Linked DNA regions of Homo sapiens: region 1 is linked to region 2. A link is a contact called in ENCODE Hi-C data. All regions are on one chromosome and are shown on one strand. Each heading gives the region's core, a stretch centred on a gene start or an enhancer-like site at or near the end of the contact. The rest is flanking DNA. Distances are from core to core; before and after follow the strand shown.

Region 1 (5,455 bases), core at 1,322-3,821, 2.5 Mb after region 2:
GGAACTGGACAGAGTTTAGCAATTCTTGCCTCCAGTTCTGTCTATAGCCAGAAGCTCAGTGATGTGCCAAAGAATACATAGCCTGAAATGTGAAATGGGTAGAAGTAGAATCCAAGTATCTCAGCACGTGGACCCCAGAGCTTTTTTTTTTTTTTTTTCCATTTTTACTGTTGCCATGGAAAATGACATTATGCCTATATCTAGAAATGTTGTTAGATGATTTCTTGCTTTTAATCTTTTCTTTGAAAATACATTAAAGCAACAGAAATGAAATGATTTTGTGGCGTTATATTGTGTACACAGGGGTTCACTCTTAGTTTAATTTTTAGTTGTTTTTTTTGTGTGTGTGGGAGAACCCTGGCAGTAAGTGACAAGGCAGCAGTAAACAGAGGCTCTAAATCTTCTCTTTTATAACAGCATGTGTTAATAGCTTTTAGGAATTATCAAGTAGAAAAAGAGTTGTTCCAAAAATATCTGGAAGTCTTTACCCTTGTAAACTTTTCATGTATCTATAAAATGTAATTAAAACTACCTCCTTGCTTTCAGTGTTGGAGAATGTTGTGGATTTCAAAAGAGATTCCCTAACATTGGAATAAGACCCCCCAAAAAAGAAGTTGAAAGTAAGCCAGTTCCTTAGCATAGTACCCAAGTAAAATGGAAGACTTATTCAGAGATGGAGGACAAATGAACACCTGGGGGAATGATGATGAGTTTTTTGTGTGTGTTAGCGGTATTGACAGCTTCCTAGTTCAGCCTTCAGACTAGAACAGAGGTTCTTAGTGTGAGATCCCAGGACGACCTGAGACTTTGTTAGAAATGCAAATTTGGGAAGCTGACCCGGACCCGCTGAACCCTTAACACCCGGATTGAAGCCCAGCATTTTGTTTTAACAGGCCCTCCAAGGTAATTCTACTGCACACTTAACTTTGAGACTTACTGCCCTAGAAAAACAGAAAGCCTTAAGGTCTACCATTGTAATCACTTGAGGGGGGATTGTTGCTTTAGGACCACATGAAATTGCCAATATTCTGCCTTTGACATACAAAAATGTCAGTGTCATGTAATTCAACCTGATACAATTGACTGAAAAAACCTGTCAGACTTTGAAGGGAGGTTGCCTTTTGCTTGGGGCAGAGAGCTCACACTACAGAATAGCTATTTCACTTATGCCTCAAGGACCCAGGTAAGTAAACTATAAGGTAAATGAAGGTATTTGTTCACCCCCACCCTTTTTTTTAAAACTGGGGTCCTGTGTAAATATATTACCAACGCCAGTTACTTCAGTGTACACATCCCTCCCTTCCTTTCCCCCAGCTCTGTTGGCTTCCCCTTTAAATAGAAATATATATAACTAAGAAGAAGGAATATTTTTTCCTGTCCTTAGCCAATTTTTTTTTCTTGAAGGTTCAGCTGTTGCCATTACTGCATCTTTAACCACCCCCTCTTCTTGCCCCTGCACATTCTTTTCTATAGCAGTGGTGTCCAGCTCTGCCACTTAGTCTAATCAGTCTTCTGAAAGACACAGCTGTTTCTATTTCAGAGACGAGCCTATCCATTTAGTACACATTTTAGTCAACTTTAAGTAAACTGGTTTTGAGTAATTAAAACTACAAGATGGACTTTCTGTTTTCACGTGTAGGTCAAAATTAGCTATTCCATTAATTCTCTCAAAACACGTAACTAGCCCCCTTCCTTTTTCATTTTATTTTTAAACCAACACTGAGTGTTGTGCTAGGCTTTGCCTTACAGAAATTAATAAACTAGAGATGATATTATACTTAGGTAATACCACAGCCATGCACATAAACTCTATAGTAAAAGACAATAAATGAAGTAGACTAATGAGGGTGTATATTAGTCCGTTTTCACACTGCCTATAAAGACATACCTGAGACCGGGCAGTTTACAAAAGAAAGGTTTAGTTGGACTTACAGTTCCACGTGGCTGGGGAAGCCTCACAATCGTGGCAGAAGGCACATCTCACATGACAGCAGACAAGAGAAGAGAGCTTGTGCAGGGAAATTCCCGTTTTTAAAACCATGAGATCTCATGAGACTTACTGTCACAAGAACATCACGAAAAACACCCACCCCCATGATTTAGTCATCTCCCACCAGGTCCCTGCCACAACACATGGGAATTATGGGAGCTATAAGATGAGATTTGTGTGAGGACACAGAGCCAAACCATATCATTCTGCCCCTGGCCCCTCTCAAATCTCGTATCTTCACATTTCAAAACCAATCATGCCTTTCCAACTGGTTTTGAGTAGTTAACCCCCAAAGTCTCAACTCAAAAGTCCACAGTCCAAAGTCTTATCTGAGACAAGTCCCTTCCACCTGTGAGCCTGTAAAATCAAAAGCAAGTTAGTTACCTCCTAGATACAGTGGGGGTACAGGCATTGGGTAAATATAGCTGTTCCAAATGGGAGAAATTGGCCAAAACAAAGGGGCTCCAGGCCCCCATGCAAATTCAAAATCCAGCAGGGCAGTCAAATCTTAAAGCTTCAAAATGATCTCCTTTGACTCCATGTCTTGAATCCAGGCCATGCTGATGCAACATCCTTTGGTCTCAAGCAGTTCTGCCCCTGTGGTTTTGCAGGGTACAGCCTCCCTCCTGACTGCTTTCACAGGCTGTTGTTGAGTGTCTGCGGGTTTTCCAGGCGCACGGTACAAACTGTCAGTGGATCTACCATTCTGGGGTCTGGAGGATGGTGGCCCTCTTCTCACAGCTCCACTGAGAGGTGACCCAGTAGGATTCTGTTGGGGGAGGGCTCTGACCCCACATTTTCCTTCCTCACTGCCCTAGCAGAGGTTCTCCATGAGAGCCCCACCCCTGCAGCAAACTTTTGCCTGGGCATTCAGGTGTTTCTATACATCTTCTGAAATCTAAGCAGAGGTTCCCAAACTTCAATTCTTGACTTCTGTGCACCTGCAGGCTCAACACCACATGGAAGCTGCCAAGACTTGAGGCTTCCACCCTCTGAGGCCACAGCCTGAGCTGTACCTTGACCCCGTTTAGTCACAGCTGGAGCGGCTGGGACCCAGAGCACCAAGTCCCTAGACTGCATAGGGCAGAGGGACCCTGGGCCCAGCCCATGAAACCATTTTTTCCTTCTGAACCTCCAGGCCTGAGATGGGAGGGGCTGCTGCAAAGGTCTCTGACATGCCCTGGAGACATTTTCCACATTGTCTTGGAATTAACATTTGACTCCTCATTACTTATGCAAATTTCTGCAGCTGACTTGAACTTCTCCTCAGAAAATGGGATTTTCTTTCCTATCACATTGTCAGGCTGCAAATTTTCCAAACATTTATACTCTTTCCCTTATAAAACTGAATGCCTTTAACAGCACCCAGGTCACCTCTTCAATGGTTTGCTGCTTAGAAATTTTTTCCACCAGATACCCTAAGTCATCTCTCTCAACTTCCAAGTTCCACAAATCTCTAGGGAGGGGCAGAATGCCACCAGTATCTTTGCTAAAACGTAACAAGACCCACCTTTGCTGTAGTTCCTAACACATTCCTCATCTCCATCTGAGACCACCTCAGCCTGGATTTCATTGTCCATATCATTATTAGCATTTTGGTCAAAGCCATTCAACATGTCTCTAGGGAATTCCAAACTCCCTATCTTCCTGTCTCCTTCTGAGCCCTCCAGACTGTTCCAGTCTCTGCCTGTTACCCAGTTCCAAATTCCCACATTTTCCTGCCTCCTTCTGAGCCCTCCAGACCGTTCCAGTCTCTGCCTGTTACCCAGTTCCAAAGCCACTTCCACATTTTTGGGTATCTTTTCAGCAGTGCCCCACTCTACTGGTACCAGTTTACTATATTAATCCGTTTTCATGCTGCTGATAAAGACATACCTGAGACCAGGCAATTTGCAAAAGAAAGGTTTAATTGGACTTACAGTTCCACGTGGCTGGGGAAGCCTCACAATCATGGCAGAAGGCAAAAGGCATGTCTCACATGGTGGCAGACAAGAGAAGAGAGCTTGTGCAGGGAAAGTCCCGTTTTTAAAACCATCAGATCTCATGAGACTCATTCACTATCATGAGAACAGCATGGGAAAGACCCGCCCCCATGACTCGTCTCCCATCGGGTTCCTCCCACAACACATGGGAACTATGGGAGCTACAAGATGAGATTTGGGTGGGAACACAGAGCCAAACTGTATCAGGGTGGTACAAGTGTTTCACATGAGCTGACTGGCAGTCAGTAACTGATTTCAGTTTTCCAGATAATTGACATACTGTGTTATATACTGCTTTTTTTTCCTACTTAATAGTGCTTTTTTAAAAATAGAAGTTGTGGCTGGGCATAGTGGTTCACACCTGTAATCCCAGCACTTTGTGAGCCAGGATGATTGCTCAGGGCCAGGACTTTGAAACCAGCCTGGGTAACAGCAAGACCTGCATCAGTATAAAAAGTAGAAAAAAAAAAAAAAAAAATACACAAAAAACAATTAGCAAAGTATGGTGGCACATGGCTGTATTCCCGGCTACTCAGGAGGCTGAGGCAGGAGGATCTCTTGAGCCTGGGAGGTTGAGGCTGCAGTGAGCCTTGACTGTGCCACTGCACTCCAGTCTGAGTTAGAATGAGAACCTGTCTCAAAAAAAAAAAAAAAAGTTGTAATTGTATCAATTTTTGCATTACATGAGAGAGTAGAGACAATAGGGTATCATCCATTCTCACCTTCACTCCCAGTTTTATTGTGCTTGCTTTTACTTGTGTTAGTGATTTCTATAATGTTCTATATGTCCTTTATTAGCTCTAGATAGTATTACCCATGTTTCTGAATCATAGTCTTGTTCCTTTCCTTACTCCTTCAATCTCCCAGTTTTAATTAGTTGTTAATTTTGCATCATCAAGGTATTTGCATTTTGTTCTGACTATAACTTTTTTTACTTTTTAAATCAATTCTAATGATTTTTTAAATCTAGAAATAGATGATTATATGAATATTTACTTTAGAACAAAGTGGAATGGACCCACAGAGTATGAAATGTAATCCTGTGTACATGAAAATTTCATCAATTGAAAATTTTCCAAGTGGAAAATTCTAGTGGATTCTCATCTGATTGTTGTTGTTTCCTACTTTTCCTCTAAGGTTATTCAGCTCTGTTGTCTTCACTTCCATGTTTTCTTCATTTGGTTAGAGCTGTGGTCTTTAAAATGAGACATTCGTGTAAAAGGCACACAAAATAATTTAGGGGAGTATCAGGATTTATTAGAAATTAAATTGTGTGTTAATTTTTATCTGTAATTTTTAATTTTTTAGTATGTTTTACAATACATATATTAATATAGTGATGTATATATTTTATAAAACTATACTGAGAGTATATTCTGATTTTTTTTACTCGTAAGGGTGTGCCATACAAAAAAATTTAGAGTTTAATTGGGTTCAGAATACATTTTAAATATAGGATGTCAAACTTTTCAAGTATGTGTTG
Region 2 (5,919 bases), core at 372-2,871:
AGGTTGTTGTAAAGATTAAATGAGTTAATATACACAAAGTGCTTAGACCAACCCCTGCTGACTTATACACTGAGAAATGTTCTTAGGACAAGATGCTAGTTAGCTACAGAAGTGACACAGACCACATGTGAAGTGTGTGTTGTAAGTGGTAAATTTCAGAAATGGGTCCCAGAGGGGCAGATTCTTTTCCGAGGCATAACGGGTGATATGTAGGAGAAGACATGCTAAAGCTCCATTTCTTTTCGGTTGTAAAATGAGTCACCTTTTCTAAGAAGTGTTACATAAACCAGGTTTGGTTCATTTGAGCACGGTGTGGTATATAAGAAATAGAATTTGCTTTATTTTAAACCGTTTTTTTTTAACCAATTGGTAGTTGTTTAACAAAGCTTTTTAATATTTGATGTGAAGCAAAAACCAATGAAAGTCTATAAAAAATAATCCCAATATGATGACTCAGTAGCTCTCATTCTATTTGAAAGTGATCTGCACTTGGCAGGGGGTGGTGGGGGGAATGAAATCAGAAGGATTACAAGGGAGCTTCAATTAGATCTGTAACATCTTATTTTTTAAAATAAAAGAGAGCAAAAAGGCATAATACTAACATTTATTTAATCTGGGCACTATTAGATTATTTCCTTTGCTATTCTGCATGTTTGAAAAATTTTATTTTTCATCTAAAGAAATGTAGCCTTCAGCTCATTTTCCTCTCACCATATAGCTAACTTTACACTATATTCCTGCTCCCTACCCCCACTTTGGTTCCACAGATCTCTTCATCCCTTCTAGAAACAGTAGAATGTTTTGCATCTGTCTCTTTGGGGATTTCCACTTCAGCCTGACCAGTTTCGGTAAATGCTAACTCCATTTTTCCTTTCATCTCAGCCAGCACACTTTGTAGCGACTATTCACAGGTCTTCTGAGGGTGATATATCTGCGCCCCAGTGTCACAGCAGACACAAAATCTAGTAAAAATGAAATTTCAAGGGTGGCCTTGATCAGTATGAGTGTCAACACTAGGGACAGCAGTGGATAAGTGTGGGTAGAAGCATTGAGGGAGTGAGACAAAGGTGGAGATGAGGAAAATGTCACAAAAGGGCAGAGGCTGACAGTGGGGGCACTTGGCAGCCAGTTTCAGGTCTACCCCTGTTGCCTCGGAGATGGGAAGGCAAGTAGGAGGCAATGTGTTGATTGTATAAGAGCTTGTCAGATGACTTGTTAGCCCAGCTGGCCATCTACCTGATGCTGACTTGGGTCAACATGCAACTAGAACTTGGTTTCTGTAGAGGAATAAGGTCCCCTGAGTTGCAAGACTGTAGGAATAGCTCTACCGTGCTGGCAAATCTGTAACTAGCAATGAGTCCAGTGGGTCCTACCAAATGCTTATCGACTAATTAGATGACTGATTTAGTCTGTTTTGTACAGCTACAAAAGAAATACCACAGATTGGGTGATTCATAATGAATAGATATTTATTGGCTTTTGGTTCTAGGGGCTGAAAATTCCATTATTGAGGGGCTGGCATCCGGTAAGGGCCTTCTTGCTGCATTATCCATGGTGAAAGGGCAAAGAGAGGGAGGCAGTGAGGGAGGGAAGGATAGAGAGAGAAAGAAAGAGGAAGATGTGCAAAATAGAGCTGAACTTCTCCTTTTATAAGGAACCTACTCCCATGACAATGGCACTAATTCATTCAGGAGGGCAGAGCCCTCATGGCCTAATCCCCTCTTAAAGCACCCACCTCTTAATACTGTTACAATTGCAATTAAATTTTAACATGAGTTTTGGAGGGGACAAATGTTCAAACTATAGCAATGACCATTGTCAGTGCTGATGCCACCCATAAATACTAAAATTGATAGTAGCATTTTAGTATATATAGACTTATTTATGTCCCTGTTTCCCCTGTTGCACAGACTGACTAGGGGCTGTGCTCCCTGGCTGAAATGTTAGGACCTGTGGAAGCATGCTTTAAAGCTTGTCTTTCCCCCTTCACCAGATCAGTTTTCCATTGAGTTCTCATGGTGAATCCTTTTTAAAATGTAAGGTCCTGAAAGAAAGAATCCATGTGTTCTCAAGTTCTTGTATGCCCTGCCAGGACCTGTGGGCTTTCAACAAAAGTCATTTGAGGAGTTCCATTAGGTTGGCAGATACAAAAAACAGCTGTGCTTTCCAGAGAGAGAAATCTATGACTGCTGAAATCTGCTATCTTTGACTCTGCCTTTGCCTTTTATCTTTTCCTTTAGATAACAGGCTTTACTGTTTTGCATTTTACAGTCATATAAACTAATTCAGGATCACCCTTTGGCTGTTTTGCCATCTCAATGCACTCAATTTGAGTTGCTCCCTTAAAATAGCTGGCTTCCAATTCTTTAATCATGAATTCCAAATGACATCTTAAACTTGCTTGAGAAAAAGTTGAAAAGGACATTTTTGGAAATGTACAAATTGTTACTTATTGATTTACTTTTATTCAATAAAAATATGAGAGGCCGTGCCTTGGCTGATCCTGATCAGTTGCTTACCCATCTCTCTCTCTTCCTCAGTTTCTTTCTATGCAAAATAGAGCCAGTAATGGTACTTATAGCTTGCCATAGAGATTAAAGGTTTAACATAAAACACTTTCCCTTAAGAATATGACCATCTAGTTGGGGAGATGTTGACTATAAATAGATGTTAAATAAGGAAACAAAGCTGAGTTGCTAAGTGAGTATATGGATGGCAAATGCTCTGGAGCAGTTAGCCCTTCTCTCTAGCTGAGTAATGATTTCTCCATGAAGTCCTGTCCTTGTTCTACTGTCAGACTAGGTGGAGCCTCCTGCAGAGCTTCCACTGGCTGGCTGGACTCCCAGCTCATCCAAAGACCCCACCTGTTCCCAGTTCTGCCTAAGCAGCAGCATTCCTGGCCAAGCCCTGAGCTTCAAGGCTGATGGTGTCCACTTCCCCTTCAACCAGCACAGCTCTCTCCTTCTCTAAGAAAAGTGCACCTTCCTCTCATTCTTACATAAGGCTTGTCTAGTGAGAAAGTCCCTCTCTGGGTTGCCAGAGGCAAAAGTCTTGGTTGTTCTTTACTAAAAACTTGTAACCAGCTGCAACCATTAACAGATGTCAGACTGAGAACACCCATTAGAGAGTGCAGAGCTAGCGAAGGGTGAAGGGTTTTTTTTTTTTTGCCCCACTCCTGGAAAAGGACAATCAGCTTTTGACATTAGTCAGGAACTAAGCCCCTCTATAGTCTAAATTTATTTAACCTAAATTTATTTTAGTTCTTTCTCTTACTCTTGTCTTTGAGGTTGCCAATTTTAGATATACCTACAGTTTGCCCTTTAAGCCCCAATTGTATGTACTTTTATTTTCTTTGCTTAGCTAGTCATTTTATTCTCTATGATATTTCTTTTTCCCTTTTTTCTTTTTTGAGATGGAGTTTCACTCTTGTTGCCCAGGCTGGAGTGCATTGGCGTGATCTTGGCCCACTGCAACCTCCACCTCCCTGGTTCAAGTGATTCTCTTCCTCAGCCTCCAGCGTAGCTGGGACTACAGGTTCATGCCACCACGCCTGGCTAATTTTCATATTTTTGGTAGAGACAGGGTTTCACCATGTTGGCCAGAATGGTCTTGATCTCCTGATCTTGTGATCCGCCTGCCTTGGCCTCCCAAAGTGCTGGGATTACAGGCATGAGCCACCATGCCAAGCTCCCTGTGATATTTCTAAACATATTCTCAGTAATCTCTAATGCTCACTGCAGGACAGTCTGTGCCTATATTGTTATTGCTTGCTATAATGCAGTTTCTGCCATCTTCTTAAGGTTACAGAATGAACCAGCCTTGTTTAGGATATTTGGAATGACAGATATTAGGTGAGTTTCTTATCACCGCGAGGCATTGGAAAGGTAAGGTGAATGACAGGTACAATCTGAAAATTAAACAGTTTGTAGCACTTGTTTTTTAATCAGAGTTCAGCAAGAGTACATGATGTTTCCCATGGAGCCTCAGCATCAGGCGAAGGCATAGAGCTGTCACTCAACCACACGATGGCTATGAAACAAAAGACTCTTCCAGTTTATTAATTTAAATAGGCAAAACGAGCCAATTCCTGGCCCCGTTGTAATACAGAGTAGAGATAATGTACACATCCCAGACTCCCAGGAACTGGAAGGAGGCCATCCTGGGAGAGTGGGACTGTATCTCACCATTAATGCCCCACCCCCCAACTCCCAAATATGGGCAAACTCTGGTTAAAACAAACATCAAGGACAAAGATGTCTCAGAAAGGAAATGAACTGAGAAGCCCGGGCAAAGCCTCCTCCATCCAGCTGCCTGGGAGGGAGAGAGGTGGTGGTGGCCAACATGTGAGTAGTTCTTTCTCTCTTCCCTTCAGAGCCTCCATGGGAGGTCTGGATTCAGGGTATTCAGTTTCTACATATTTTGACAGGGTGTGTCAGTTCAAAGGCATAGAGCAGAGCTTTAGCACGGGGGAAATTGAGGTCATTAACGTATTCCAGCTCACACATTGGAAAGCCCACAAGATGATTTGCATGCCTAATGACTGTGCTCAAGTCCCACTGCCCCGGTAGACGTTTCCCCTGATGCCTCCAAGCCTTATCTGATCTCTTCCATTCCTGATCCCCTCTATTATCTGATGGGAATCATATACCCCATGCTCTAGTTATTCACAGTTCCATCCCTGGAAGTGCTCATGGTCAAGTTGGCTTAGCTATTGTACATAGGCCGCTCGCTTGTGTACAAATCACTGCTCCCCAGCCAGATTATGAATTCATTGAATGCAGGCAGGATCCCTATTAGTCTTTGTATTCCTGAAGCACCTAACACAATGCCTAGGGGAGTGAGGCAGAATTACAACATTAATCCCTGTCTCCCAAATAAGACACCTTGAATGAGAGACGGAGGAATAGAGAAGGCTCTGTTGTTCTCGGGACAGTCTTCCCAGTGCCACCTTGCCTGAAATGCAATCCTTCTAGAGTCATGGTGCCGGGAAAATGCCCTCTATATGTGCAGAGATGATTATTAAGGGATGAGTGTTTCCCAAGGGCCAGGGCATACTAAAGATGGGATACAGAAATGTATGTGAGGGTTGGCCAGACCAGAAGGATATATGGTCAGGGAAAAGTCACTGGTCAGTGTGACCACAAACCTCAAGGGGACTCTCAGTGCTGCCCAATGATCCATTTCCATTCAACTCACACTCTCAGTCTCTTAAGTATACATTTTACACCATTTCTCCTTAAACCATCAACTCCTCCTCCTCCCTTACTCTCAGCTGATGACCTTGCTTCTTATTTCTTGCTAAGGAAATAGAAGCAATTAGAAGAGGACTTCCATAAGCTCTCACCACCTGATATATTGTAGATCTGTGTTCCTGACCAAACTGCATACTGAATTGTAGTCCCCAGTGTTTGAGATAGGGCCTGGTGGGAGGTGTTTGGATCATGGGGGCAGATTTCTCGTGAATGGTTTACCACCATCCCCCTTGGTACAGTCCTTGAGATGCTGAGTTCTCGTGAGATCTGGTCATTTGAAAGGATGTACTGCCTCTTCCTTCACTGTCTTGCTCCTGCTATGGCCATGTGACATGCCTGCTCTTGCTTTGCCTTCCACCATGATTTTAAGTTTCCTGAGACCTCCACAGAAGCTGAGCAGAAGTTAGCACCATGTTTCCTGTACAGCCTGCAGAACCATGAACCACTTAAACCTCTTTTCTTCATAAATTACCCAGCCTCAGGTATTTCTTTATAGGAATGCGAGAATGGACTAATACACCACCTTAATTACCCACCCACCTTCACCTGCATCCATTTTCCCTGTCTTCCTTCTGTAACTGTGGATGAACCGACTGTGTCCTGTCTAAGGCCAACCCCTCTTTCCTACAGGCTAGGCCTTTTTCTCTTTCCCACATCATTATTTTTT

What was found. Hi-C counts contacts between places; a loop is a spot of excess contacts on that map. Pooled maps may share reads with other maps.
Region 1: a map with no recorded cell type shows a loop between it and region 2 (7-fold over the local background). The contact joins two enhancer-like sites. A Hi-C loop is called at or near these places in 2 of 37 single-sample maps with no recorded cell type and 2 of 50 pooled maps.

What each region holds. Positions count from the first base shown.
Region 1 is chr2:138,521,225-138,526,679 of GRCh38, forward strand. All of the region lies in intron 1 of SPOPL (speckle type BTB/POZ protein like), which reads left to right. Among named protein-coding and RNA genes, the nearest start is that of SPOPL, 22 kb to the left of the region's middle. RefSeq lists enhancers at 2,896-2,945, 2,956-3,045. Within about 2 kb of position 2,572, at least 2 of the 41 ENCODE cell types and tissues checked have a DNase peak (open chromatin) inside an H3K27ac peak, as active enhancers do.
Region 2 is chr2:136,056,295-136,062,213 of GRCh38, forward strand. No RefSeq gene overlaps it. Among named protein-coding and RNA genes, the nearest start is that of CXCR4, 59 kb to the right of the region's middle. Within about 2 kb of position 1,622, at least 2 of the 41 ENCODE cell types and tissues checked have a DNase peak (open chromatin) inside an H3K27ac peak, as active enhancers do.